Regions from separate parts of the Homo sapiens genome. Here region 2 is linked to region 1. A link is an interaction called in ENCODE POLR2A ChIA-PET data of the cell type or tissue named here. Cell type or tissue: Panc1. All regions are shown on one strand. Links, peaks and the distances in the headings refer to the core of each region. The heading gives the core; the rest is flanking DNA. Region 1 has its middle 23 kb from the start of HOXA1. Region 2 has its middle 94 kb from the start of SKAP2.

Region 1 (2,931 bases), core at 138-2,637:
TTGAATTAAATATATATTCCCATAATGGTGATTATCTTTTTTCTTGGCTTGGCATTATTATAGCAAGCTAAAGTAATAGGAGATAAGTAGCTATTATAAATGAACCATTAAAAGCAGCAGTAAGCCAAAGTTCTCATTGATCTCTCCCTGTCTCTTACTTTATAAAAACTAATGTGAATTGCGATGGAGTTACCTACTTTAATAATAAATCTGTTGTGTCAGGGTAGTGACCTGATTTTTTTTTTTTTGCATATAATTTATAGCCTATTGATTTAATCCTCTGAATATCTCATCCTATTGGCATAGCATAAACCATTTCTTAATTGAAAGACAAAAGTAGCTTGGAAAAATATTTTTATTGAAGATATCCATTTGATCAATAGTCAAATAAATATGAGCTTATTTGAATGACAGTTTCAAGTTTAAAAGACTAAAAAGGAGGCTGGGCATGGTGGCTCACGCCTGTAATCCTAGCACTTTGGGAGGCCGAGGTGGGCGGATCACGATGTCAGGAGGTGGAGACCATCCTGGCTAACACAGTGAAACCCTGTCTCTACTAAAAATGCAAAAAATTATCCGGGCGTGATGGCACATGCCTGTAGTTCCAGCTACTCGGGAGGCTGAGACAGGAGAATCGCTTGAACCCAGGAGGCGGAGGTTGCAGTGAGCTGAGATTGCACCACTGCACTCCAGACTGGGCAAAAGAGCAAGACTCTGTCTCAAAAAAAAAAAAAAAAAAAAAAAGACCAAAAAGGAGATGCTTTGATTCATCACCTATTTGGGTGATAGATTTATAGGTGTATTTAGAAATTTAGATTTTTTTCTTCATGAGCAGGGGTGTGAGGCTTATGGAGACATTTTAAGAAGACACTAGCTTTTTGAAAAGTAAGTCATAAACTAGAATGTGGAAAATGAACTCAAGTAGCAGATAGTTTAATGTGACTACATAAAACATTGATGCTGTGCTGCTAAAACTCTTCCTTCCCTTAATTTATGGAAGAGAAAATCAGTAGTTTATGCTCTTCCAGCCAATACCTGGCACCTTTCCATTTGGCTATACATGCCAGGATGCCAAGAACCACACCACTGCTTTGTCACTTGAATAGAGCTGCTGACTTCCTCTTAATGCCAGTTTCAAATTTCTGGCAATGACTGACTGTTACCATAGTCCTCTCATCCCTCCTGTTCATCTGTACATATCTTAAGCTTAGTGTTCAGCTCCTGAACTTTTATTACCTGTCTCAGGCAAAAGTGTAATGAATATCTTTAAATATCACTGAGAAAAAACTGAGAAACAGAACATGTAATTAACACATGAATAATTAATTTGGGAGAGTGCTTTTCTCTAATTTTTTCCACTTGCCTACTTATTCATTTGTTGCTTTTCTTTAGATGTCACAGATCTAACCCAGTTAGTCTAAACAAATGACCATGCATCACTGTCATATCATAAACATAACTCAACTTGGAAGGAAGCAATTTGAGGGTGGCTATCCTATTACTATGCTTTATTTTTTTCTTCACCTAATGCATGTAGCCATAGAGAATATGGAAGATCTTAATACTCACTCTTTGAAGAGAAAGCAGTGATTTTTTTTTCTTTTTCTTTTTTTTTCGAGACAGAGTCTTACTCTGTTGCCTAGCCTGGAGTGCAGTGGCGTGATCTCAGCTCACTGCAACCTCCACCTCCTGAGTTCAAGTGATTCTCCTGCCTCAGCCTCCCAAATAGCTGGGATTACAGGCAGGCACCACCACACCTGGCTAATTTTTGTATTTTTTGTAGAGATGGGGTTTCACCATGTTGGCCAGGCTGGTTTCAAACTCCTGACCTCAGGTGATCCACCCACCTTGGCCTCCCAAAGTGCTGGGATTACAGGCGTGAGCCACTGTGCCTGGCCAGAAAGCAGTGATTTTTTTTTTTTATGGTCCTTATTACTCATGCTATCAATTTTATCTGTAATAGGTCCCTGTCAAAATCAGAGTAATTAAATGGAATGACAATCCTGTTAAATGTGTTCATGCCATTGCATTGGCAATAAAGCATGCACATATTTACAATTAAGCCTTGTCTTTTTCCTTTGCCATGGAGAATTGTGATGAACATTAAGTTGCACAGGCATGGGGATCCAAAAGGGTATTCATAAAAATCAAAACACCAGGTGTATACGCTCAGGACTATAATCTCTTCTTATGCAATTACTTATTTTCACTGCATATTTTTTCACTGAATAATAATTACCTTTGCACTGAGAAGAGGCAGGATCAGCTAGTTTCAACCTTTTATTATAACCTCCCTTTTAAAAATGTGTAGCACAGCATAGAACCATAACTATTTATTCAAATATATTTGTTCCAGTTCTTAGTTTTTAAAGGGTAGCCGACTTTCACATAACAGCACACTGAGCTTTTAACACAGTCACTTTGGTGCTACACAACAAAACATTAAGATGCATACTGATAGTATGGTTAATTTCTTAACCACTGGGAATCATCAATATAACAGAGATAAAGGAGACTTGAAACCTAGCCCAAGCAGTGAATTGACAGCCGTCTTTAACCACTATGACCTAAGAATGACCCTGAGCTCTGCTGGGTGCAGGAGATAGATCTGTTGCAGAGCACAGGAATCAGATATCTTAGAGGCCTAGAAACTCCCATTGTGCAACAACTGCGGAATCACTTGCAAAGTCTGATAGACACATAAGTGATAAACAGCGATACAAACGCCATGCTCTTTTAGTATATATTTTGAAATAAGCAGAGTTGTGAGTGGTTAATATTTTATTTGCTTCTTGCTTCATAAAGCTAACATTATAAAAGAACAATTAATAAGTTTTAAAGTATTATTTGAAATTTTCTAATTTAACCATGTTTTCAAATATTGGTACTATATGTAAATATATATATATATATTTATTTGAGATGGAGTCT
Region 2 (2,931 bases), core at 160-2,659, 110 kb after region 1:
GTTTTCATTTGAGTCTGGGCTGCCTGCCTCCAAAGTAACATAACATTAGCAGAAACTATAAAATGTTAACTACTCTGTTTGTATTTTTTATTTGTTTTCTTTGTTAGAATGTGTGGACCTATAGCTTTGTTCAGAGCAAATCTTGGCCTTATAGGAAACAATCAAACCACTCTATTCCAAAGCTAAGTTTGGTAGTTTAATTGGACAAGGTACTATGCTTCCAGTTTTAGTTTCAACTCTTTCAGTGACCCTGTGCATAATTAAAATGGAGAAAAAAAATGAAACAACAGAAAATAATGCTGCAACTTAAACAAATACTCATCCTTTCCCCAGCTCTGTCACTGACCTTTGAGATTTCATACAAACAGCTCTCCCTATTTCAACCTTCCATTTATAAGATGGGAATGAGCATTCATGTTCACCACAGAAAGTGCTTATAAAAAACATTTTGAAAATTCCAAATAAAAAGAACTAATCAATCTGCTGGCTCTGCCCAGACCTAACTGTACATCAAGCTAGAAATAGTCCTAAAGTGGTAGCTTATTGTGTAGACCTGACTGAATAGATTCATTCCCCACCTTTTCTCTGCTTGGCCTGTGTTACAGGACAGTAGATACTCTTGGTTTTTGAATGGAAGTGGTAGGCTAAAAGTCAAGAGGAAGGAAGAAGCCCTTGTATTTCTCTCAATCCCTCTCTGCCTTAGGCAACAACTCTTAAGAAGTCTGTGGCTCCTCTAGACTCTGCCTGTGGTTCTGGCTTCTATGAAGTGATGCCACTCTCCAGGCTCCAGTAACACTGCCTCTTCTCTTGGCCTTCCAGATTAGGGGGTGGCATTGCACTGGCTTTCTGCTTTTGCTTATCGCAGGCTGCCTCAATTTGCGTTTTATCCTTTTAATCACTCATATAACCAGTTTCCTCTATTTCAAATACAGTAGTCGCCTTAGTCACACTTTTGCTTTCTGCAGTTTCCGTTACCCACAGTCAATCACAGTTCTAAGATATTGAATAGAAAATACCAGAAATAAACAATTTGTTAAGTTTTAAATCTCACGCTGATCTGAGTAGCAGGGTGAAATCTCATTCCTTCCAGCTCCATCTTGCCCAGGATGTGAATCATCCCTTTGTCCAGTGTATCCACGCTGTAGAAGCTACTCGCCTGTTAGTCATTGATGTCCTTTGCTCCTTGACATCCAGCCATCAGCATCATCATGGCTTGATGAATCAGGATCGCCCAAAGCAGATGATCCTCCTTCTGACATATTGTCAGAGGGTCAATAGTATTATTGACTTAACACAGGTTAAGTACTATTTTTATCATATTATATCGAGTACATAATATCAAAATGACTAATCACTGTAGATGATAGTCATCATCCAGTTGAGGTAGTGTTCATTAGGTTTCTCTACTGTGAAGTTACTGTCTTTTCCCCCTTTTTAATACTGTACTCTTTCAAAGTAAGTCACTGTGTGCAGCTCACACTTAAAGAATGGGTAATTATGTTTACTTCTTTGAGGATGGAGTATTTACATAAATTATTGGGAATTATTCTAATTGGGAGATTAGTCTGTTCTTTTATTTGTTTATTTAATCATTTATTTATATCAGTATGGACTCAGATTTTTTTTTTTTTTTGGTTATAAGCCAATAGTATTTTACTTTGTTGTTCAAATTGTTTTATTGGGGATGACATTCCATTTACTTTCCAGATGGCCTGATATAAGAGAAATGAGAATATGCAGGGGAATGGGGAGTATACTAGGCTGGCTGGAGTGGAGAGTTTTTATAAGCAAGTGCTGAGAGATATGGTAGGAAAAGATTGGGACTATGTATGGGGGTGTGTGGAGCTGACCTTGAATATCAGGCTACATTCTATAGGCTATGGTGCCAATTTTATTTAAGAAACCAGGTTGATATGCCTGATGTTTTGTAATATATATTAGAGAAAATTTATTCAATGTGAGATTGACCATGCAGGGGTGGAGAAATAGTAATAATTTGCCATGCAGTTTGTTGACTCCACTAGGGGTCAGGGCTGGGGGCACCAATTCCTTTTCTGTTTCTTTATTGATACATACTACTCATTCTCTTTATTATATAGTGGGCATAGGTATTCAAGTAAATTATAGGAGTATTTTAAATACATTGCATGAAATTAAGTCTGAAGTGGACTGTACAGACTCATTTTCCTTCATAATATTCCGTTCCTATTAGATTTCAAGCAATGCTAGAAAGCCCTAGAGGAAGTATAAAACTGGTATATGTAACCCAATTGTCTCAGTGGATGATTGTATGTGTATATATAATCTCATTGTCTGAGGCTGGAAGATTGAAGGAGAGTGAGAACAATTTTGAAGACTTGGGCAGGAAATTTATTAATAGGTTTTAGTCTTTAAACTGGCATAATAAATATTGTCCTGCTTACCTTTTCCTTCTAAATTTGTTATTTATTAATTTTCCCTCCTTATACTCTGAACTTTGACATTTTCATATATATGAAATATGTATGTGTCCACATATATAGCATATATGTATGTGTCGACACATATAACATATATGTATGTGTCCACACATATGACATATATGTATGTGTCCACACATATGACATATATGTATGTGTACACACATATGACATATATGTATGTGTACACACATACATATATGTATGTGTACACACATATAACATATGTGTGCGTGCACATATAACATATGTGTGTACACATATGTAATAGATGTGTGTGTATGCATGTAATATAGATGTATGTGTGTATGTATGTAATAGATGTATGTGTGTATGCATGTAATAGATGTATGTGTATGCATATATAATATGCATGTGTGTATGCATATATAATATGTATGTGTGTATGCATATATAATATGTATGCATGTATGAATCTCCCCTGCTTATGATTAATCCTTTTCTGTCTGAG

Evidence for each region. ChIA-PET counts read pairs that join two places held together with the same protein. Peaks named below come from ENCODE experiments on the same cell type or tissue, not always from the same donor. Only the 100,000 strongest peaks of a DNase experiment are listed, where the experiment ranks them.
Region 2: POLR2A ChIA-PET joins it to region 1 with 15 read pairs; 3 of 35 experiments call an interaction of 5 or more read pairs at or near these places.

What each region holds. Positions count from the first base shown.
Region 1 is chr7:27,071,445-27,074,375 of GRCh38, reverse strand. No RefSeq gene overlaps it. Among named protein-coding and RNA genes, the nearest start is that of HOXA1, 23 kb to the left of the region's middle. In Panc1, for the core only: no CTCF peak of the experiment used is centred there; no DNase peak of the experiment used is centred there.
Region 2 is chr7:26,957,303-26,960,233 of GRCh38, reverse strand. No RefSeq gene overlaps it. Among named protein-coding and RNA genes, the nearest start is that of SKAP2, 94 kb to the right of the region's middle. In Panc1, for the core only: no CTCF peak of the experiment used is centred there; DNase peaks (open chromatin) are centred at 533 and 1,203.